3 separate regions of the Homo sapiens genome follow, and regions 1 and 3 are each linked to region 2. A link is a loop called in an ENCODE intact Hi-C map of the cell type or tissue named here. Cell type or tissue: IMR-90. All regions are shown on one strand.

What was found. A loop is a pair of places that touch in the nucleus more often than their neighbours do. Peaks named below come from ENCODE experiments on the same cell type or tissue, not always from the same donor. Only the 100,000 strongest peaks of a DNase experiment are listed, where the experiment ranks them.
Region 1: it touches region 2 in a loop (2.3-fold over the local background); 8 of 110 quality-filtered maps call a loop at or near these places.
Region 3: it touches region 2 in a loop (2.3-fold over the local background); 5 of 110 quality-filtered maps call a loop at or near these places.

Annotation. Positions count from the first base shown.
Region 1 is chr13:26,615,648-26,623,647 of GRCh38, reverse strand. The region is part of intron 2 of WASF3 (WASP family member 3); the gene reads right to left. Among named protein-coding and RNA genes, the nearest start is that of WASF3, 62 kb to the right of the region's middle. In IMR-90, no CTCF peak of the experiment used is centred here; DNase peaks (open chromatin) are centred at 4,157 and 7,317.
Region 2 is chr13:26,492,471-26,500,470 of GRCh38, reverse strand. No RefSeq gene overlaps it. Among named protein-coding and RNA genes, the nearest start is that of WASF3, 61 kb to the left of the region's middle. RefSeq lists a silencer at 3,592-3,761. In IMR-90, a CTCF peak has its summit at 3,684 (motif pointing right); a DNase peak (open chromatin) is centred at 2,250; H3K27ac peaks cover 1,403 bases.
Region 3 is chr13:26,553,520-26,561,519 of GRCh38, reverse strand. WASF3 (WASP family member 3) reads right to left here and starts at 3,837. Exons shown (of 10, transcript NM_006646.6): 1 at 3,701-3,837. RefSeq lists silencers at 3,734-3,943, 4,204-4,263. In IMR-90, no CTCF peak of the experiment used is centred here; a DNase peak (open chromatin) is centred at 3,919; H3K4me3 peaks cover 1,690 bases; H3K27ac peaks cover 1,364 bases; H3K27me3 peaks cover 515 bases.

The DNA.
Region 1 (8,000 bases), 120 kb before region 2:
TTCTCCAACACAACTAAACTCTGCCTGATATTTGTCCCTGTCTTGGGCATGAAAGAGTTCCTGTCCCTCATGCAGCAGAAAGAGAACTTTGCTTTGCATCAGTGAAAGATTATGAGCCTAAGAGTCTGTCCTGCTTTTGCTATTAATTACCCTTCGTCCCAGAAGCAGAGGATCTTGCTGGTCACAGGGCAGGAAAGAGGGTTTCCTAAACCTCTGCCAGAAATAGATCTTTGCTGAGTCCTATGGGCTAGAGGTTTCATTGCCCTCCTGGGAACTCTGTCATAGGAGAGAAGGCTGTGGGGAAGCAGGTGTTACATCATGCCTGTCTCCCAGTGGCAGCTGAGATTACCTCCCGCAGAGCAGCACGATCAAAAGAGGTTCTGTCTAGTCTCCAGGCTTGCTCATAAGCTTTCTTAAGAGTACCCAGTGGAGGGCTGTAGAAAACAGCTTATGAGTAAGTGTAACCTTCCCCTTGTATCTGGGGTACCTGGTTATCCTAAACTGATGCATTAGCCCATACTCAACCTTAAGAATGCATTACAATTTTTGCTGAATTCTTCTTATGCACTTCTATGATGGTTACCTGTTCCCCCTGTGCTCTGCTAAATGTGAAACAGTTCAAGTGTCCTGTCTACTCTCAGATGGGTTTGTCACCCTTTGGGATTTAAGAAAAGTTATTGCTTTCTAGATAATCTGGCCTTTTTTGTTTCTTAAAATAGAAGCAATGTTCTCTTATATCCTAATTGGAAGAGAAACTCCACCTTCACAGTAAGAACAAGGGTAACATATCAGCTTCTTCTTTTGTTAAGACATTGAGCTGATAACTATTTTCACAAAAAAAGAAAGAAACAGTAAACAGATTTTTTTTTTTTTGAGACGGAGTCTCGCTTTGTCTCCCAAGCTGCAGTGCACTGGTGCGATCTTGGCTCACTGCAACCTCCATCTCCCGGGTTCAAGTGATTCTTCTTCCTCAGTTTCCCGAGTAGCTGGGATTACAAGCACCCACCACCACGTCCAGCTAAGTAAACTGATATTCTCAATGAGTGAACATATGAGTACACTCTTAAGAATTTATGTGTGCAGACCCCAAAGAGAGCAGACTATTCTGGAAAGAAAAGAACACCACCACTACTCTATTAACATGGATAACAGCTTTCATGCATAGAATACACTGTAATGGGGCAAATAAACTGAAGCCCACAACTGTGGTCATTCTCCACCGCAGTAAGGGTTCATGGGATGTAGAGTAACATGTTAACTGCATTAAGTCTTTATTACATATTTTAAAACGATATTACTGGTAGGTAGAGGTAGTTGACTATACAAAATTAACTGAATAGATTTTGTAGTGGATTTCTTTCTCCACTATGCAGCCATTAAAGACTGACCTTTGAGCTTTCAGAACAACCAGTTTGCAGAACCTGACAGTGTTAATGATTCTCTCTTCTATGTGCTGGTAACCTTTGCTCTGATTGCTGCATGCCAGGTAATTAGAGCACAGTGCATGATAGCACTAAAACATGTGGCACAGACTATATTATACACACAAAACTAAATGTGTGTATACTGCAGATGTTGGGCTTTTTAACCATGTTTTACTTGTATGTATGAGTTTTGCCCTCGGAATGAAAGTGACCCAAGCAAAAGTAGCCAGGGCCCATAGAGTAGAGTGACACAATGCTGGCCCAAGCCCTTCCTCTGACCTTTCCCCTCAGTGTGGCCTTCTCATTTTGAAGGACAAGGGCTATGTCTGCCTGCCTCCACTTTACAGCACTCTGCTTGGAGTTAAGTGCCTACTGACAACTCCCAAAAGATACTCACTAACATAACATTCCCACCGCCAAAGGAAGGGCCTCAGCTTCCTAAACTCCTCACTTCGCACACTGCCTTCTAGAGCCACACTGCTTCTTTTTAAAGCTTTATTAAAAGTTGTGATTTAGGGGGAGGGAAGGAAGAAAGACCACATAAAATTCAATCAACCTCATTTCACTGGGACAAATGTTCACACTTTGCTCTTTGAAATGTGGTCTGTATGTTTCCACAGGATGGGAGACAGAGAGGTACAGTGAAGCAGCAAAGGACTAGGAATTGGGGAACTGGGGTTCTAGTCCAAGTTCTGCCACTAACACTACACGACTCTGTGCAAGTTTCTTCATCAGGGTGGGCCTCAGTTTCTTCATCAGGGTGGGCCTCAGTTTCTTCTCCTGCAGAACAGATTTGCTCTCTTGGGTTCCCTCCAGCTCTGGCATACTTTCCTTTTCAGTTAGACATTCAGCTGGCTTTCAGAAACTACCATATCAGATTCACCTACTCTCCAAACATTCAGTGTGTTTTCATGATGCTTTAGCTAGTGGAAATGCAAAAACTGAACAAACGAAAATAAAACAAACCCCATTCCTCAAGATGCTAATGGTTTAGTGGCAGAGACAGGCATATAAATAAAGTTACAACACAGTGTGATAAGCACTACATTAAAGGTATGTCTCATTCCTGGAAATTAAAACGCAACTAGAAATACTCCATTCTCAGTGGGGAATGGGAGATGACACGGCATCACAGACCCCCCAGCATCCTGCTCAGCATCGGGAAGCTATTCAACAGACGTTTGAGGATGGAAGAGTGAAGCTCTCACTCAAGGCTTAGAAGCAGCATTCCACCATTTTAAAACGTCACTTAGCTTTTGCTATACAGCCTCAACAACTAAATAATAAGTCTCCCAGAAAAAGGCAACTTTGTGTCTATGGAATAATGTAATGAAAAACCTTGTCAAGTACCTATTTTTAGAGGACATTCTGGGACACAGTTTGTCTTTCAAGGGCCACAAAATGGCATATAAAGATCCTCCAGGTAGAAGCTAATATGGTTCTAACTGAAAAGGTAGGGATTTGAAGTCTAGGTCAAGATTTCTCTCCACCAGGGTTTTCACCATTAGCTCCTGTCTTGCAGTTTCTCTGTTGTGGGAAGAAATCTCGGAGTAAAAGTGAAGAACAACGTATCATGGGTGGGGATACAGAAGTGGTGTGGGAGCCTGTGAAGATCAAGCCTTTGGTCTCCCTGCCTTTCTCTTCTAGCCATGGACAGGGTAAAGGGAGCTCTGAAAAAAGCTGCTGTTCTACAACTTGCCACGCTCTACATATCTATGCTTCAATTAATCTTTATGCTCTGTGTTATGTTCATTTAATTCAGACTTTTTAAAGTTAAATAAATCACTAAATTCCTATTAGATAAAAAATATTTTTAAAATATACCCATATTTTATTTCTAAGTCCTTTTAGACCATGGTGTTCATTTAACTAGATACTCAGAACATGTGGGATTCAAGAATACATTTAATATTTGAACCTACATCTGTTTTATAGTCCTTTATTGTGCATAAAAATTTATTCTGATGCACATTATTAACCCAGGAACCTCCGAGATGCTTTGACCAGGAACTATTTTTCTTCCCTGTTTTGATCAGCCAGACAAAATCAGCTACTTAATAAAAAAAATTTTAAGATAAATGGAACCTTGGAGATCTAGCATAACTTTATTTTACAATCAAAGATTAAGACAAAGAGACCCAAAATCTCCTACATCCTGGAGTAGACACTAGAATCTCGGTCTCTCACTTCCACTGGTGCTCTGCCCACCACATCCCCATTGTAAACGCTTCCTACAGGTCCCAATTATAAATATGCCAGTAAGCCAAGGCTACTTCATTTCTGTGTCTTACCAGGATAAAAAGGCAGCCAAGGAGGGGAAAGTTGTCTGCTTTGGTATTCAAGTAATCCTTGACTTCTAATATGATGCTTCTATTCATTCTCTTTCCCTCTATCCCAGCAGGTCCCTCCCCATTCTTAACCCTCTAAGCACCTGATCATTTGTCATTAAGAGTCAGCTCTGACCAAAAAGGAAGGAGGTGGTTTACATTTCCAAGGTTCCTTTTATATCAGATTTTATTATCTTATTAAACAGATGGTTTTGTCTGGTCCTTCAACTCCTGACACTGCCTTGTTGCTGATTGCATGCATAAGCTTCAGACCCCCTATCTTACTCTGTTTTGTATTTTTGATATACATGACTTTTTATAACATGACTAACCTTTGGTTAACCACTGAGTTGACCCAGATATTTGTATCCACCCCACTTCCCCAGCCAAGGATGTGATCCATCCGCATCTCTGCAGACCATGATTCAGTACGACATCTGGTAAGTCAAATTCCATTTGATGTCTGCCAGGAAGCTGTGTGCATAAGACTAGAATATATACCCAGCCTCCAAGGAGACTTACAGAAATGCTGCTGTGGGTAAACTAAGGAAAACAGCAGTTTAAGGTGACATTTCAGACAAGGAAGAACAACAATCTCCATTTCCTTGATTTGGGATTAAATGTAATCTACTTTCCATTTAAGGCTGCAGCATATGCTAAGCATATTTCTCCATTAAAATGAGACACTTATAAGCAGGTTGTGTATGGCATGTATGTGCATAACCTTAGCTCATTCATAGGAAATCCTTTCAAAAATTATATAATTTGAAATGGAAGATTATAGAAATAGAATATAATAAACAGAGCACCTAGACTAGGCTTCTCCTTTGTTTCAAACCCACAGAAATGATGAAAAAGATGTACATTTAAAATATGTGCAACAATACTACAGGACTACAAATGATAGATAACCTCCAAAGTTGAAAGGCAACGGGATGAGATTAAAGGAAGAAACCACAAGCCAAAAATATGACAGGAAGGACTGTGGCCACGAGATGTGTGGTTGGAGAACCACAATGAAAAGATCTTGGCAATTTACACCAGAGAAATACAAATGGCAGCCAACCATCAAATTGTCCTTTGAAAGAATTATATCTAATAAAACTAGGAATATGCATACTATGGACCCTAGCATTTCCATCTCTTATTCTGAGAAACATTCTCACTTGTGCACAGAATTCATGTACAAGAATGTTCACAGCAGCACTGTTTGACATAGAGATAAACTGGAAATGACTACCAATAGGGGAAAGGCAGCTGTTAAAAGAAACAAGATAAATATATATATGGAGTGTCCTCCAAAACATAGCAGTGAATGAAAAATACAAAGTTCATAATTACAGTATGCCATTTAGTAAAAAGTACTATGTAGTCCTACATGTATGAAAGAGACGGGGGGGCGGAGGTGGGGGAGACGGTGGGGAGAGAGAGAGAGCGAGAGAGTGTGTGTCAGAGAAGGAAATGTCTCAAATTCATAATAATGAATTTATTATTCTAAGGGAGGAGGAACAGAGCTGAGACTCAAAAGGTACTTTAATTGCAAATGTGTTGCAAGTTTTTAAAAGACGTATATATTCAGGTGTTATCTGCATGATCAATATTTTGATTTCGTACAAACAACTAGAAGATACTGGATATATAAATAACAAACCATTACAGGAAAAAATTGTAATAAAGTCAGCAATGGACAAGAAAGTATTAATTTTTTTAACAAAAAGGAGGCACTAATAGTGACTATGGCCTTCCAAATAATCACAGTAAGTGTTAATGGGTGAACTCACTATTAATGGCTAAGACTTCATATTCGTCTGTTTTCACACTGCTAAAAAGATACTCCCAAGACTGGGTAATTTAGAAGGGAAAGAGGTTTAATTGAATCACAGTTTCACGTGGCTGGGGAGGCCTCAGGAAACTTACCAACATGGCGGAGGGCAAAGGGGAAGCAAGGCACCTTCTTCACAAGGCAGCCGGAGGGAGAATGAATGCAGGAGGAACTACCAAACACTTAAAAAATCATCAGATCTCATGAGAATTCACTATCACAAGAACATCATGGGGGAGACTGCCCCCATGATTCAATTACCTCCACCTGGTCTCTCCCTTGACACGTAGGGATTATGGGGACTACAACTCAACATGAGATTTTGGGTGGGAACACAGCCAAACCACTTATAGAATGTGCCATGCACTGTCAAGAATTTTACATATATTAGCTCATTTAATTCTTATAAAATGAGATAGAAACTATTAATATTTCCATTGTATAGGGAAGAAACAGGCACTAATATTTAAGTAAACTTGACAGACACCACACAGCCAGTTTATGCAGTGCCTGAATTCAACCCCAGGCAGCCTGGACTCAGTCCATGTCCTTACCACTCACCAAACAGCCTCCACTGAACAAAGCAGCAACACACTGAGTTGTTTGGGTTTTGTAAGATAAATATTCAAGAATACATCTAAAATGAAATAACTAGGAGTGATAAAAATAAAGAGATTAAAAATATACACCAGGCAAATGCTAACAACAAAAGGGAGTCAGGCTCTAAGACACAAGAGAAACTCAAGGTGAACGCAACAAAAACAGATGGAGGGGAAGACACTTATCATATTCAATTGGTAAAAAAAAAACACTAAAAATGACAATTATGAACTTTTATTATCCTTTTGTAGAAGACCCAACATACTTTTCTCAGAAACCAACAAAGACCAAGATTTGAATAATACAATTAACAAGTGTTAATTGATAGTTTTTAAAAATGTTATACATAGATGTGAGAATGCATATTTAAAAAAGAAAACACGGAAAAGTTGTAAGAAAAAAAGCTATGAATTAGGTCACACAAAAAAGTTAACTGCAATCACACAGAAAATTACAATCACACAGTAAGCACAATACAATTCAATCAGAAATGAACATGTAAAAATCAAGGGATGTTGGTGAATTGTCGCCAGCATTTTCATCATTGAATCTGAATCTGGCCCTGTTCTGGCTTCTGACCTTGTAGTACTTCAGGTGAGGCCTTTGACTACACCCCAGGGACAACGAGTCAATACTGATGACAATTGGAATGGCAGATCTCCAACCTCCAGAAATAAAGAGCTGACCATCCCAGCCATGCAAACATATTCACTAATTAGGGGTCTTCTGTCCTGCACAGCTATTGACTCATGTACAGCCCCCCAAAAAGAGAATACAAACTAAGTGCCCTGCCAGAAAATGGAAGAAAAGGAAGATGACAAAGAGTAACTACTTTTATGGGAGTTGGGGAAAGTGCAAAAAATAAAACCAAAAAATAATCCCATATTGGCTCCCAAAAATTTCATTCTGGGGTAAAAAGGAAAAAAAATGCTATTAAAATGAATAAAACTACAAATCATATATCTGATAAAGATCTGATACAGAATATATAAAGAATTCTTGAAAATCTATAATAAAGTACCCAATTTCTTAAAATGGGCACAAGATTTGAACAGACACTTCACTAAAGAAGTTATGCAGATGGCAAGCAAGCACATGAAAAATGCTCAACAGCATTAGTCATTAAGGAGAGGCAAATTAAAACCGCAGGAGATATGACTGCACACTGATGAGAATGGCTAAACTTAAAAAGACTGTTCATACAGAGTGCTTATGAGAACATGGATGAACTGGAACTATCATCCACTGCTCAAGAGAAACAAAATAATCTTTGGAAAATGGTTTGCAAGTTTCTTAAAAAGTTAAACATACACTTATCACACGATCCAGCCATTCTACTCCTAGATATTTACCCAAAATAAATAAAAGCATGTGCCCACATAAAGACTTGTATATGAATGTTCATGCAGCTTTATTTGTAACAGCCAAAAACTAGAAACAATCCAAGTGTCCATTAGCAGGTGAATGGACAAACAAACTGCATTACATCCATACAGTGAGGTACTATTCAATGATAACATGGAATGAACTACTGATACATGCAACAACAAGAGATGAATCTCTATGCTGAATGAAAGCCAGACGAAAATACTACATACTGTATTATTCCATTTACATAACATTCTAGGAAATATAAACTTATCTATAGGGACAGAAAGCAGAGCAGCCGTTATGTGAGGGTAGGAGGGAAACAAAAGGGAAAAATGACCAAGGGCCATGAGGAAACAACGGTCACCAGTTCAACTACATTGATGGTATCATGGGTGTATACATATTTCAAATAACTTATCAAATTATACATTTTAAATAAGCATAGTTTACTGTATG
Region 2 (8,000 bases):
CCACTTCACTCCCTTCATGGGATAGTATGTGTCCTGAAAGGACACTCTACATCATTTGCAGCAGGAAACCCTGTTTTTTTAAACTTTTTAAATTTTTATTTATTTATTTTTTTGAGACAGGGTCTCACTCTCTCACCCAGACTGGAGTGCAGTGGTGCCATCTCGGCCCACCACAACCTCCACCTCCCAGGTTCAAGTGATTCTTCTGCCTCAGCCTCCCGAGTAGCTGGGATTGCAGACGCACGTCACTACCACCCGGGTAATTTTTATGTTTTTAGTAGAGATGGGGTTTTATCATGTTGGCCAGGCTGGTCTCGAACTCTTGGCTGCAAATGATCCACCTGCCTCAGCCTCCCAAAGTGCTGGGATTATCTTTGCTGCATCTTCCCCCCAACCTTTTTATTGAGATGTGGTCTCACTCTGTTGCCCAGGCTGGAGTGCAGTGGTGCGATCTTGGCTCACCGCAACCTCCACCTCCTAGGTTCAAGCAATTCTCCTGCCTCAGCCTCCTGAGTAGCTGGGACTACAGGCATGCACCACCATGCCTGGCTAAGTTTTGTATTTTTAGTAGAGACGGAGTTTCACTATGTTGGCCAGGCTGGTCTTGAACTCCTGACCTCATGATCCACCTGCTTCAGCCTCCCAAAGTGCTGGGAGCCACCACGCTCCGCCTGCTGCATCTTCTTAACATAAAATAAAGGTGCAAATCAGATTAGGACAGGTTGAGAACTGCTGAATATGTTATTGTATTTCTCTTCTTGTATGTAAACTAGGCACTAAATGCACTAAACACGCATGTGTGCAAAACACGTTCTCTCATGTCTCACCAACACATCTGGAGTGCTTACTGTGGGCCACGCATGTCTGTGCATGGACATCTCATTTAGTCTTCACAAAGGCCCAGGGAGGGGCATATTATTGTTCCTGCTTAAAGATGAGGACAAGGGAAGATGAGATAATTGGCCAGTGTCACATAGTTGGTGATTAAGTGAGCCAGGATTCCAACCCAAAGTGTCCAAAGACCTTTTGACACTCAGGCCCCAGGCTTGCTGCACAGGCACCACCCGGGAGAGGGCAGGCTGTGTCCTTCCAGCAGCGTTGGGAGGTGGCAGGGAACAGAGGGTAACAGGTTAGACTAGAAAATTTAGTTCCTCTCTGCTTTTAACCTGCCAGCTCCTAGTTTTTCTTTGGGAAAATCACTCAGGCCCTCTGGGTTTGAATTGCACTGTCTGTGCAACACTTCATAGAGCATTGGCCTCAAAGTTCTTTTCTAGCTGTAACAGCCTGCGAGTCTGTGAAACCAATTGCTAACTGCACAGCAGACTGACTCCTAGAGAATGTGCACAGCCCAGCAGCTCAGACCATTACTACGGAAAGAAAGAAAAACATCATGGCTGCTGCTTCCTGCTCCTGATAGTGAGTCACATTTAATGTCATTATATTAACAGAGCTGTCATTTCTACACCTCTTTGTGGACTGTCGTGTCTACTGTCAGGGGTGCTGAAAGACTCTGGTGATGTAGTCACTCTTTGCGGGGGCCCTCCCCCAGGGAACACCTGTCAACAGAAAACACTGCGTTTCACGCGGCTGCTGTTAATATTTACAGCTGGAGGCCCTCTCTCCCTAAGGCTCCTCACTTTCGAGATTCTGGTTGCATTCAACAGACATTACAAGTTCCCAGCAGAGAGGAAATACAAGGCGCCTGCTGCACTCATTACAGTGGGGCCATGCTGGGCGGGCAGATGGGCTTTCTTATCTCCCGAGGACCTGAGGTCCAGCAGCAGGTAGGGGCCCGAGCTAGCTGGCACTGGCACCCCCTCCAACCCTGCCTTGCGCTAGTCAGGTCTAGAAATGGCACCTGCCTTCCAGTTGGAGAAAGCAAATGTGTCCCCGCATTGCCCCATGTCACTTCGGGGTATATGGACAAGTCTTCTGGAAAAATTATATTCTGTTGTGGACTCAGGGCAAGTATGGATGCAACTTTGATTCCAAAAGTGGCTCCACTGGGGCTATCAATTTTCACCCAGTTCTTGCCACCAGAGGGGAAAGGCCCAGCCTTCAGAGCTCCATGAATTCTGCTGCCTGATAAGTTACTCACAAATTGCCGGGCTATCAAGGGAGAGTTGGGGTTTAAAGCATCTCTTATTGGCTGCCAGCCACAGTTTCGCATACTATTGGAATTCAATATTAGCAATGACTTCTTGGAGACAGGAAGTGTCTGAAATTGCTCTGTCTAGAAAAGTGTGGGTTGATGGATTTCTTAATAAATATGTAGAATGAGAACTTCTGTGAATCCGTGCTGACTAACACTGGATGGTACTTATACTGATTGTGTTCTTGGTATTCCAAAGCCAAGTCAGACCAACCTGTAAACCAAATGTTTTCTTGTGGGAGGTAGAATTGCAAGGGCTTGCCAGAGCCAGCGCTTGCTGGGAAGTGAGCTAGTGCAGCTCTCAAACTCATCCGCTTTCTCCCCAGAGCTGCTTGATTCATGCTGGTTATCTTGGAGACAAAACTAAAGCTTCTGGTAGAAGTTGGATTTTATTTATTTAAGACTATTAGAGGACCGAGATTAGAGGGTGTGTGGCCAGATCGGGTGCATGTTCTATGCAGGTACTGGGGATTCAGTAGTCAAGACAGCCCCGCTCCCTGCCCTCGCAGACTTAGTCCAGAGATGACACTAAAGTGTGGTCATTACCATCCTGCAGGGTGTCCTGGGGGTTTCAGAGACAGGCTCCCTTAAGGAAGTGGAGTGATGTCTAAGGGATATAGATGATGATCCCTGAGGGACATAGACTGCCCCTAGGTGATGAAGGTGAACGAGTTTGTGTCTCAGATGGAAGAAACAGCATACTCAAAAGGCCAAACATAGGACATGGCACAAAAGGAGTGGGCAACCAATGACCAAGTGTGAGTCGGGGAGCAGGGTTGGTTGAAGGAGGAGATGGTTGATAGGAGCAGGAGCCAGGCAATGGAGATCTTGGAAGTTGGATAAGATTCTGGACTTGATTCTAGAGCAGGGTTTCTTGGCTTTGGCACTACTTACATCTGGGGCTGGATAATTGTTTGTTGTGAGGCAGGGCAGGAGGCTGTCCTGTACATTGTGCGATGTTCTGCAGCATTGCTGGCTGGGCTTACAACATACCAGTGGCGCCTCCCAGTCATGACAATCAAAAACGTCTCCAGTCATTGCCCAGTGTCCCCTGGGTGATGAAGTTGCCCCCTGTTGAGAATCATTGCTCCGGGGCAATGGGGAGCCACTGAGGGGTTTTGAGCAGCAGCTGATAGCAGGAACTCTGCAGTCTTCATTGCTACAGCCATTTCCTCTCCGCCTTGGGCTGAGCTTCTCGTGAGCATCAAAAGTTGTAGGAGAAAAAGAGCTGATGTGCCTTTCTGCTATGGGTATTTTTCAGAACTGAAACTATTAAAACTTTCCTCTTCTGATGAATTGGTATTCTTACTTTTATAATATAAAGAACCCTATCCTTTTCCCTCTTTGCTTTGGTGACCAGAGAGCTTAGAATTACTGTTTCTACTCAGTTGCATGGGCCTCTCTGGATCGGTGTAAGTCTAAGTTGCCTACCCAGGCCCAGCAGTTTGCAGACATCAGTCAAGTAGAGGTGGGAGGGCGGGGGCGGGCGCCACAGTGCCTGGAGGCTGCAGCTCTCTGTCTTCCCTCCAGAGGGCAGCAGGCCCTCAGCTCCCACTATGGGGCCATTGAATCTTTGGATTGTTCAAGAAACACAGGAAATCCAGATTTCTATGTAAAACCTCCCAAGTTTATATATTGGCAATAAATTCAAATGTTCAAATGTCTGTAAGACAAGTACCAGGCCAAATCAAATTGTCTTGGGGCTATTTTCTGCTCGAGGGCCAGTTTGTGACCTCTTTTTTTTTTTCTTTTCTTTTTTCTTTTCTCTCTCTTTTTTTTTTTTTTTTTTTTTTTTTGAGACAGAGTCACTCTGTCACCCGGGCTGGCATGATCTCAGCTCACTGCAACCGCTGCCTCCCAGGTTCAAGTGATTCTCGTGCCTCAGCCTCTCAAGTAGCTGGAACTACAGACACCTGCCACCACACCTAGCTAATATCTGTATTTTTAGTACAGATGGGGTTTTACCATGTCGGTCAGGCTGGTCTCGAACTCCTGACCTCAGGTGATCTGCCCATCTCAGCCCCCAAAGTGCTGGGATTACAGGCGTGAGCCACCGTGCCCGGCCTCCAGTTTGTGACCTCTTGATGGGTGTTTTTTGTTTTGATTTTTTAAAAAACATGTATTTTATATATACACACACATATATAATTTCATTTATTTTATTGCTTTGCTTTTTCCATTTGCTTCTGTTTTCATTGTTTTAATTTCATTTTGGGGGAGGAGTAGGGGATTGTGCTAGGGTATCTTCTCTTCACTCTCCCAGATCCATCTTGCAGCTTCCTCCACTTTGCTCTGTGTCCTGGGAACGATCAGGCTCTCTTGCTCTGTGACTTATGTTGGGAGGCCCTGCCAGCATCTGCAGGTGGGAAGGAAGTGAGGCTGGAATACAGATTCTCCAGCCCACTCCCTGCTGGGGAGGCTCAGGTCCTGGCTCAGGGCAGACAGCCTTGCCTCCAGCTGTCCTCTCCAAGCTCTGGATTCTGCTCCTGGTCCTGGTCCTTCTAGGGCGGGTGAGCTGCGGAGCTGTGGCATCTTCATCCTCACCCTGTTGGTTTTCCTCAACCCTGCCTGGATCTTCGTGCATAGCCCCTTCATTAAGCTTCCCTCAATTATCTGACTTGAGGGTTTTGTTAGCTTCCTACCAGGGCCCATGGCTACTAAAAAATAAGTAATTTAGTGCAGAACACAGGAAAGTTGGGGGGTTGTTTATATGAACAAAACATAAATAATAGACTGGTCTCAGAGGATGTGTATTGGCCGTAAGGACGGGAAACCATAACTACATCAACAGGGAACGTGCCTAGATTCCCATTCATCAGATCAAATCTGCTTCACATGACGTGATTTTGAACCTTGACTTAAAGTAGCTCATGCCATTTTCATGTAAAACTGTGTTTATCCTGCAGGAAAAAACATGGGAAATGTGCCCTAGAGGTGAAATGTGTGAGGAATGTCTCAGGAGCCTCATGATTGCTGTTCTCAGGAGCCTGTTCTCATGATTGCTTATTTTCTGTCTCCTTTCCTGGCTTCTCTTTGGCCTCTCGCTCATGGAATGCAGTCTGGATGTTTCTAGGCAGCACAGAGTAGAGGTTAAGATCAATTACCTTTAAATTAAGTTAACATTTGTGCTGCTGTCTTGCCTCTTATCATGTCACCTGTATAGCTGTGGAGAAGGAAGCGATTCCTTCTCTCTAAGTTTCAATGCCCTCAAAATGCAACCTCCCAGGGTGGCAGAAAGGATGAAAGAAGCAAACGTAAGGAAAACACTTATTGCTCCTGGCACATGGGGTGCCCAGTAACTGGCAGAGATTATTAACAAATCAAGCCCTGTTGCCCAGAAAGCTGTTAACTGTTAACAGTTTGTGCATTAATGTGAACATCTGCCCATTTACAGTACGCAATAAGCTTCATTTGGTGCAATGACCTTGAAGCAATGCATAATTCTAATTGTTCTCTGAATCATCAGAGAAAGATTGAGTGAAATTCAATCTAGTGTTCAATATATTCTTATTGCTTCCACATTTGGAAAATTCCTCTCATATTATCCATCTCCAGTCCTTTGGCACTCCTCCCATGTCACGTTTCTTGAGGATTGCAGATAGTGGTTCTGAGACGACATTTGCAAATCCCATTAGCAGTCTGCGATTACAGTCCCTCTACGTCTAGAGACCAAAACTCATTTAAAGCAGCGTGTTGCTTCCTTCTATCTTTTCATTGATTTGGGGCTGCAGTTCTCATTTTATGTGCCAGTTTCAGTGAGAAGCTCATTCTCCCAATGTACTCTTAATTTGCCAGGATAACAAATTTCACCTTAAAATCAGTATGCCACTTGCTGGGACCAGAGGGCCAAACATGCTGAGTTGGAAAAAAGGAAGACCCAATAAAGCCAACACAGAGTAAAGGGAAAAAATATCAAACCCTCTCTTCGTAGCCGTTGCTAACTCTGTATCCAGTGTGAGACTTGATTCTCTCTTAAAACCTGGATCACACACCCTTCCTGCAAATATAAATAACTCTATCCCTTAGCCTCTTATTCAGTGGCAAGTTGGTACAATCACAAACCCGGATTATAGGCTGCCACTCTCTCGTTACATGGTGCTTAGTTCCTTAACTGTGTGACTAATAAGGTCAGCAATATCTTAGCTGGCATTTGTTGAATATTTACTACATACCAGCACTTTGCAAAGATTATCATGCAATCCTCAAACAAACCTATGAGATGGAAGCTCTTGTTACTGTCACTTTACTGATGAGAGAGTTTGAGTGTGGCCTGGATGGAGCTCAGCGGTCCCAGCAGTATGTGATGAGCAAACTCACCTCTGCATTTTCTCCTTGGAGAGACAGAGCATGGCCTGGAGAAGGGCTTCCACAGTCAAATCAGCACCCTGCTGACCTGCAAGAAGCAATGTGTAGGCTCAAGGGAGGTGGTCCCTCATGGAAGGCGCCAAGATGCCAAGCCAGGTACAGCAGGACAGGAAGGGAGGGAATGAACGTAAGATGGTGGGGAGAGGGTGCTCCCACCTCCCTATTGCCCTTCCCCACCTCTGGTGACCATGAGTCTACTCTCCATCTCCACGAGTTCAATTGTTGCCATGTTTAGTTCCCACATATGAGTGATGGTTAATGGGTGCAAAAATACAGTTAGAATGAATAAGATCTATATTTTATATCACAACAGCATGTCTATAGTTAACAATAATTTATTACATATCTAAAAATAACTAAAAGGCCCAGCACAGTGGCTCACGCCTATAATACAAACATTTTGGGAGGCCGAGGCGTGCAGATTGCTTGAGTCCAGGAGTTTGAGACCAGTCTGGGCAACATGATGAAACCCCATCACTATAAAAATGCAAAAATTAGCCAGGCATGGTGGCACATGTCTGTGGTTCCAGCTACTCAGGAGGCTAACGTACGAGGATCGTTTGAGCTCTGGAGGCAGAGGTTGCAGTGACTTGAGATTGTACCACTGCACTCCAGCCTAGGTGACAGAGTGAGATCTCATCTCAAAAACAAAACAAAACAAAAAAACCCAATAAAAATAACTGAAAGAGTGGAATTGGATTGTCCTTACACAATGAAATGATAAATGTATGAGGTGATGGACACCCCAAATGCCCTGTTGTGGTTATTACCCATCACATGCCTGTATCACAACATTGCATGGACCCCGTCAGTGTATACCCCTATTATGTACCCATAATAATTAAAAATTTTTTAAAAAGAGTGCTCCAAGTAAGTGAGCCACAGGCACAAAGGCCTGGAGATGGGAATGACACATCCAAGGAACTTCAAGAAGGCTGGCGTGGCTGGATCTGAGTGAGTGAGTTAGGCCATGAGATCAGAGAAACTGGCAATGCAAGGGCTGGTCTTTGCATGCTGTGGGCCTTGGTCAAGATTTCTGATTTTATTCTCAGTGTGATAGCAAGCCGTTAAGATTTTGAGATAAAGAGTTACATGGTAAGGTTGGTGTTTTAAAAAGGTGATTCCAGCTGCTGTGTGGAGATGTGTCTGCAAATGGAGGGGAAAGCGGGGAGGCAGTTGGAAGCACTATTACAGATAGGTGAGAGAGGATGGCGGCTTGGACCATGTGCCATTGTCCGAGTCAGAATCTAAGCTGAGAGTAGCGCAGGCAGAACCTGCTGATGGATGGTGTAATGGTTAGTATTGAGTGTCAACTTGATTGGATTGAAGGATGCAAAGTATTGTTCCTGGGTGTGTCTGTGAGGTGTTGCCAAAGGAGATTAACATTTGAGTCAGTGGACTGGGAGAAGCAGACCCACCCTCAATCTGCATCGGCACTACCTAATCAGCTGCCGGTGCGGCTAGAATGAAAGCAGGCAGAAAA
Region 3 (8,000 bases), 61 kb before region 2:
GCAGCCAACTGAACACACTGTCCCCTCAGCACCTGAAACTTAACCCAGCCAAGTGTGACCCATAATCTTTTCCCCAAAATGGATGCTGCTCTGTCCCCACCTAAGGACAGTGCCATCACCCAACCACCCAGCCAGAGCTGGACACTGCCCTGAACTCCTCCCTGCCCCAACTCCCCCCACCACATACACACACACGGCCAATGACCAAATCCCAGCAATTCTACCTCCTCAAATTTCCCTGCTTCAAGCCTTCCCTCTTCTAATCCATTCTCCAAAGGGCAAATTTGACCGTGTCCCTCTTTTGCTTACAATTCTTCAACCATTTCCTGTTGCCCACAGAGGTCTCCGAACTCCACACAACAGTAATCACAAGACCCCACAAGGCACAGTCCCTCCTTACTTCTCCTCCCTCACTTCTTGCCACTTCCCTGCCCTTGCCCACAACCACCCCCACTGGACTGAACTCCTGGTGTTTGTGGTTGCTCCAGTGCATCACCTCCCTGACCATCTCTCTGTACACCCTCTCCTCAACCCAGACTTCGACCAATTCCTTCTCATGGTGCTTCCTCTGGGAGGCTTTCCTGTCTCTCTGAACGTCCCTAAGCTTGGGTTTATGGTCCTCCTCTGAGCTCTTGTTGCTGGCCCCTTTCAGATCCCATATCAAACAATACATTGTAACCAACGGTTAAAACTCTTTGAGACTGAACTGCACAGCAAGCTCATCGGGGGCTGACAGAGGTATCTGTCTTGTTTATCTCTGTATCCCCGGCACATATTAAAACTCTGAAGTGTACTGAATGAATAAAGCAAATGAATGAATGGATTAGGTCATGCATGAGGCTCCTACATCCCTCACTGATTACTGACTCTATCATGGTACTTATCACACTGCACTGTAATTGCTTGTCCTGGTAGACTATGAACATCTTGAAAGCGTCTGTCTCTTATTTTTGCAACCCTAGTGATTAAAATAGTACCTGGTACCTAGTAGGCATTCATGAAATGGTTTTTTTAACATACAGGGTTATATATTTCATCTACAGTATTAAATGGAAAAAATCCAGAAGGATACACCCTATATTATGGTTACCTCTGAAGAAAGAAATAGGAATAGGACAACAATAAGACGGGAAAAAGAAAACTTAAGACTTTTTACCTCTATAAATCTCTGTGTTGATATTGTTTATTTTATAATGTACATCATTTATGTATTACTGGCATAAAATATTTCTGTATTACCAGCATAAAGTCAAGCCACAGGTAAAGAACCAGCCCTGAAGAAGAATGTGTGGGGCTGTCAGAAGCATTTAGTTCCACATGCCCAAGAGCAAAGCCAAAAAAAGCCTGACTTGAAAGAAACAGGGCCCTTAAAACGGACTGAGAAGAGAAGTTGAGAGATTCGGCCGGGAGCGGTGGCTCACGCCTGTAATCCCAGCATTTTGGGAGGCCGAGGTGGGCGGATCAACCTGAGGTCAGGAGTTCGAGACCAATCTGTCCAACATGGTGAAACTGCATCTCTACTAAAAGTACAAAAATTAGCCGGGCATGGTGGCGGGCGCCTGTACTCCCAGCTACTCGGGAGTCTGAGGCAGGAGAATCGCTTGAACCCAGGAGGCGGAGGTTGCAGTGAGCCGAGATCACACCACTGCACTCCAGTCTGGGAGACAAGAGCAAGACTCCGTCTCAAAAAAAAAAAAAAAAAAAAAAAAAAGAAAGAAAGAAAGAAAGAAAAGAAAAGAAAAAGAGATTCAAGGTCTACAGCAATGGAGAGCCACCCAAAGTGAAAAACAATCTGGGAGTACTCTTCAAAGAAAGTCCTTGGAATTCCAAAGACGATCACTAGTACTAGCCCGTGAGTAGGGACAATTCATTTAATACTTGCATTATAACGCAATTGTTTTAATCAAAACATCCCAATAACCAAAAGGTTACCTGCCATACATAGGTTTCTATGGGAACCGTAACGTGTGACTACAAAGACACACTGACAAGAGATAGGAGGTTACAATGTTGGCATGACCACTTAGCAAAGTGTGTTCCACCTTTGTTTTCGTAATTGTTGAAGATAGTGAAGCACATCATTGACTATTAGGTTGTAAATTTTAAAGCAAACAGATTTTTTAAAAACAAATGCTATTAAGCAACTTCATGTCAGCCAACTGGAAATGCAAGAACAATTTCTATATGTACATAGTTCTAGAATAAGCACAGGTTGGAAGGTAAATATAATAGTTGACCAAACTTTCCAATATTTAAACATGTGAAAAGACACAGCTTTTGTGAATACCAACTAAGAAAATCTTTCAAGATGAAGAAAAATGAGTACTACACTGAAGTCATTAGAACCCTGGGAGAAGGGAGCTGGAGAGGACACAATGAGAATGCCTTTGGGAAAGGTCAAACCCAGCTTTCGTTTGTTTAACCTCTCAAGCAGATAAAAGAACTAGCTTTAAAGAACCACTGCATTGTTTAACTGCTAGAAAAGGAGAGTTGGGTAAAGCACATATAAAAAGAAGCAATAGAATTTGCCCTAGAGACAATAGAAAGATTAGTCAATTACAATACTTTGAACTTAGTTTTGATAGAGTCGCATTTTAAGCTTTAGATAAACCTAATTTTTAAGATGCAAAATATTTCAAATAGCTATCCTCTCCCCCTTATAAAAAGTAGACTCTGAATCTTAAAATACCATGTTCTGCTATGCATTTAATTTGAAGAACTGCGAAAAGTAGTCTTTTTAATTTTCAGTTTTTGAAAACTCGAGACTGTTGCTGGAAGTAAACCGCTAATTTAAAAATTAACCTTAAAATGAGAAAGAATTCCTATGATGCTCCCATTGATCCCTAAGCCCATCACATAGTTTCTGAATAATTAAGAACTCTCGTCTCCACCAGGGAACTCTCCCTTGCAGAGGGGCCAAATCAAGAAGCAATCGCCATTGCACGTCAGCACCACAAACTGAGAGGAAGCTTCTGCCCTCGCTAAAGCCCAGGCGCGCGGGTAAAGACCCCCGGGGATGATACCCCGCGCGCCGCGGCTCCGTGCGCGCGGTCCCCCGCACTCGCGGGCCGCCCCACCTCCTCCCCTGCACTCCAAGAGTCCGGCCTGGTCTCCGAGGCCGGGAGCCACGCGGCACCGCAGCCTCGAGGGAGAGGACGCCCGCAACCAACACGCACGCGGGCACCAAGAGGGCACAGGCCAGGGCGGCGAGGGCCGAATGGGGCCGGGGGGCACGCGGAGCTGGACCAGAACCAGCGAGGGCGCGCAGACACTGAACGGATGCGAAGGTCCCGGACGCGGAGCGGCCCGGGGCGTCGTGCGTGGGGCGCGAGCGGAGGCCCGGGCGCCACTTACGGCGGGGAGGGCGGGTGGCTGTCCCGAGTCCAGGGAGCGCGCACCGGACGGCAAAGGGCCGGAGGCCCGGAGGCGCGGGAGAGAAGGGCCGCCTGGCCGCGCCGTGACGGCGAGAAGCCCCTGCCAGCGCGGGAGCCGGCCGGGAGAATGCGGCCGGGCTGCAGGGATAGGCGCGAGGCGGCGCCGCAGCCCGCAGTGGGCCCCGCCGCCCGGCCGGAGCGCGCGGCGATGCAGCAACTTCAGTTCGCCGTGGGGCCGCCCCTCCCCCGACAGCCGCCCGGCCCGGAGCCGAGAGGGCCACAGCAGCCTACAGCGGAGAGCCGGGGCGACCGCAGCCCTCACTCACCGGTCCGCGGTCCCGCCGCCGGCGCCGGGGCTGCGCTCTGAGCTCCATGGTCCCGCCGCGCCGCGGCCGCCCGGCGCACCCGCCTCGCACCACACCGCACGCAGCGGCGCGAGCGACGCCGCCTCCGGCCCGTCCACGGCCGCGGCCACGCCCCCTCCCGGCGGGGGGGCTCGGCCGGAGCAGGAGGGGGGCTCAGTGCCGGCTCCACCAACCAGGGCCAACTCACGGGGCCGCTTCACCAGGATTGGCGAGTGCCTCGGCCAATAGGGAGCCGGCGAGCGCGCTGAGCGACGGTGCCGAGGGGCGGGGGATTGCGGAGGCGGTGGCTCTCACCCTTGGTCCTCCGCCCCCAGCTCGGGATGAGGCTTAGGCAGCGTCCTTTCCAGCGAGGAGAGGTGGGGATACTTCGGGCCAAGAGACCCTTGTATCACCTCTGATTGCTAGGTGCCCATTACAGTACCTTTGAGTTTGCGCTTATATCCTAATCCTCCCTGGGTGTTGAGGGCTCCTGCACAGAGGTCCTCTACCTGTAAGGTGTCAGACGTCCTCCAGGGCTGAGGCTTCAGGCAACCCTGAGAGGACTGTAGCCCTGTTCATGGGTTGGTTTTATGCCCTGCTCAAATTCGTTAGCATTCTTAAAATCTTCCCATCTCCTTCAACACAGATTCTTCTGTTTTTATCACCCTATAACCAATCTCTCTCCACCCTAGATGTGAGGAAATCCACAATACTTATTAAAACTAAGATATCCCTGAAACTGCCAGCTAAGCCCTGCCACAGTGGAACATAGCCACGTGCGACCAGATGACTGAGGCATAAACAAACTTAAGAAAAAGAAAGGAGGAAAGGAAAGGAAGAGAAGAAAAGATAGAAAAGCCAAGATAGAAAAGCTAGGTCACAAAGGAAAGGGGTTTAAAAACATCTAATAGAAATGTTACCTTTATTTTAATTTGCATGCCTTTATTCTTTTTATTTACCAATAGGATCACTAAATTGAAAAACTTTTAGGAAAAAATTTTAAATTCTAATGAATAGTTCAAGAAACACTAATTCAAGTTGGTTTGCTCTTTTCTTTACAGATGTGTAATAATGATCAACATCTAGCTAGAGACAACTAAAAGTTGGAAAAAATGAATAGCAGTTAATAATTTCACCAAAGTTTGCAACACCAGAAATGCAGTAGAAAAATCATGCAGCCCTCTTCATAAAATGTCTAATCTATTAACCTGCATTACTTCCAAAGGAGGGATTTTAAAAGCTCTTTTTAAAGATGACGTATATTCAGTTTCCATAAAGTGCCATCATTTTAAAAAATTGCTGGTAATTAACAAGGTAAACAGGATTTTGGTGAATAATTACAGTGACCCAGTATTTTAAATATTGATACTAGAGTGACAAATGTCTGCTGAATTGAAAGCTAAATTGGCATTCAAATTAAAATGACTTTCCTTCATTTCATCTTCACTTACCCAGGGGAATGGCTTCCATGTCTATGTTTAGGTCATTAATTTAGAACTCAAAAATATGAAAGTATAGATACCCAGAGTGTTTTCAAGGTTGCTAATCATATTTCCCTGGCTGCTTCCCTCTTCGGTGACCCCAGCCTTATAAACCGCTGCTACACTTAGTTTGCACTCACTGTTAGCCCTTAAACACATCATCCCAAAGTGTTCAGGTTTGTTTCATATAGGTCAGTCTTACCTCTCTAATTAGATCATCAGTTCCATGAGGATAAGGCCCTTATTTTACAGTCCTCTTTCCTCCTTTTATAATGCCTAGTACAGTGCTGAGCATGTGGTAAATATGATTCTATTCCTAGTGTTGTGGTTCATGGTACAAATAAATTATTTCAAATATGGTCTTGTGTGAACCAGTCCTTTAAATAAAAACTGCTTAGAGCAGTCTTGTTAGAGGATTAGAGCCCACCGCTAATAAGTGCCTCATCCTTAATAAAATGTTGCTGCATCAGGGAGTGAATTGGTGACCTGTAACAGAATCTTGACTAAAAGTGCCTACTAAATAGGAGTGCTTCTTATCACAAAACCAGAAACCTGGAGACAGCCACAGGGCTTCTGTAATATCTCTTCTATGGTGTCGTTGTGTCTCAGGCTCTTTCTAGCCATTGTCTCTGCTATCCTTGTCATGTGATCTCTGTCTTCATCCTCACAGGATGCCTGCTTCCCTTGTAAGCATTGCATCACATTGAGGAAAATGGTAGGGGGATGGGTAAAGGGCAAAAGATCAAAGAGGTGCATGCCCAGTTGGGTCTGCATCTTCCTGGGAAGCTTTACCCAGCACCTTCTGCTTGCATTTTATTGGCCAGCCACATGTCACATGACCACCTTTAGCTGCAAAGGAGTCTGAAATGCTAAGTATTTAAAGTTGGGGCATTGGCTGGAGGAATATTAGAGTTTTGTTAGTAATGGAAAAGAGGAATGCAGACCTTGGGTATGAGAGTGGCAGTACCTGATGTAGTTGCTGAATAAATGAATTCATGATTGAGCCCTCACTCTATTTATTCATAAGACCCACTTTTTTAAAAAGGCCACTCAGGTGTCAATTAAAAAACAATCCAATTTTCAAGTGAGCAAAAGATCTAAACAGACACCTCCCTAAAGTGGAGTTGACAATACACAGATGGCAAATAAACATGCTCAATATCATGTGTCATTAAGGAATTGCAAATTAAAACAAAAATGAAATACTATGACATACCTACTAGGATGGCTAAAATAAAAAAGCTAACGGCAACAACAACAAAAAACCTAAGGATACCAAATACTGGCAAGGATACAAAACAACAGGAATGCCCATCCATTGCCGATGGGAATGCAAAATGGTACGACCACTTTGGAAGACAGTCTGGCAGTTTCTCACAAAGCTAAGCATAGTCTCACAATTCAGTCCAGCCATCACACTCCTAGGTATTTACCCAATTGTGCTGAAAACATGCCCACACAAAAACTTGTACCCGAATGTTTATTCATAATCACGAGACCCTGGAAGAATCAAAGATGTCCCTCACAAGGTGAATGAATAAACAAATTGCAGTACATCCATACAATTGAATGTTATTTCATGATAAAAAGAAATGAGCTATCAAGCCATACAAAGACATGGAGGAAACTTAAATGCATATAGCTAAATGAGAAAAGTCAGTCTGAGAAGGCTACAGACTGTATGATTCTAAGTATATTCATTCTGGAAAAGGCAGTAGGAACCATAGTTAACAGAATAAAAAGAAAGTTTCGTTTCTTAAAATTTTTTAAGCAAGGTCACCTTTGCTGTATTTATGGACCTTTATTGCAGTCACAAATTCTATTGTCCTTCAACTATTGGTAAATCTTTTTTAAAAGTTCTTTATCATTGTACCTTTTAAGAAGTTTTTGGGCTATGTGCAGTGGCTCACACCTGTAATCCCAGCACTTTCGGAGGCCAAGGCAGGAGACTTGCTTGAGGTCAGGAATTTGAGACCAGCCTGGGCAATATAGTGAGATTCCCATCTTTGCAAAAACTAAAAGAATTAGCCAAGAGTGGTGGCATATGCCTGTAGTCCCAGCCACTCAGAAGGAGGCTAAGGCAGGAGTGTCGCTTCAGCCTAGGAGTTGGAGGCTGCAGTGAGCTGTGCTCACACCATTGCAATCCAGCCTGTGTGACAGAGTAAGACTCTGTCAAAGAAAGAAAGAAAGAAAGAAAGAAAGAAAGAAAGAAAGAAAGAAAGAAGGAAGGAAGGAAGGAAGGAAGGAAGGAAGGAAGGAAGGAAGGAAGGAAGGAAGGAAAGAAAGAGAAAGAAGGAAGGAAGGGAAGGAAAGGAAAGGAAAAGAAAAGAAAAGAAAAAGTTTTGGGGAGGTTTTCCTGACTTTTTATATTAAAATTTTTCCAATGTAAAGAAAAATTGAAAGAATGGTAGAAGGAACACCCATATACCTTTATCCAATTACACAAGGCCACATTTGCTCCATCAGTCTCTCTCTCTGTCTCTCCATAATTTTTTTTTTTTTTTGAGATGGAGTCTCGCTCTGTCGCCCAGGCTGGAGTGCAGTGGCGTGATCTCGGCTCACTGCAAGCTCCGCCTCCTGGGTTCACACCATTCTCCTGCCTCAGCCTCCCAAGTAGCTGGGACTACAGGCGCCCGCCACCACAACTGGCTAATTTTTTGTATTTTTATTAGAGACGGCGTTTCACTGTGTTAGCCAGGATGGTCTCGATCTCCTGACCTCATGATCCGCCCGCCTCGGCCTCCCAAAGTGCTAGGATTACAGGCGTGAGCCACCGTGCCCGGCCTCTCCATTATTTTTTA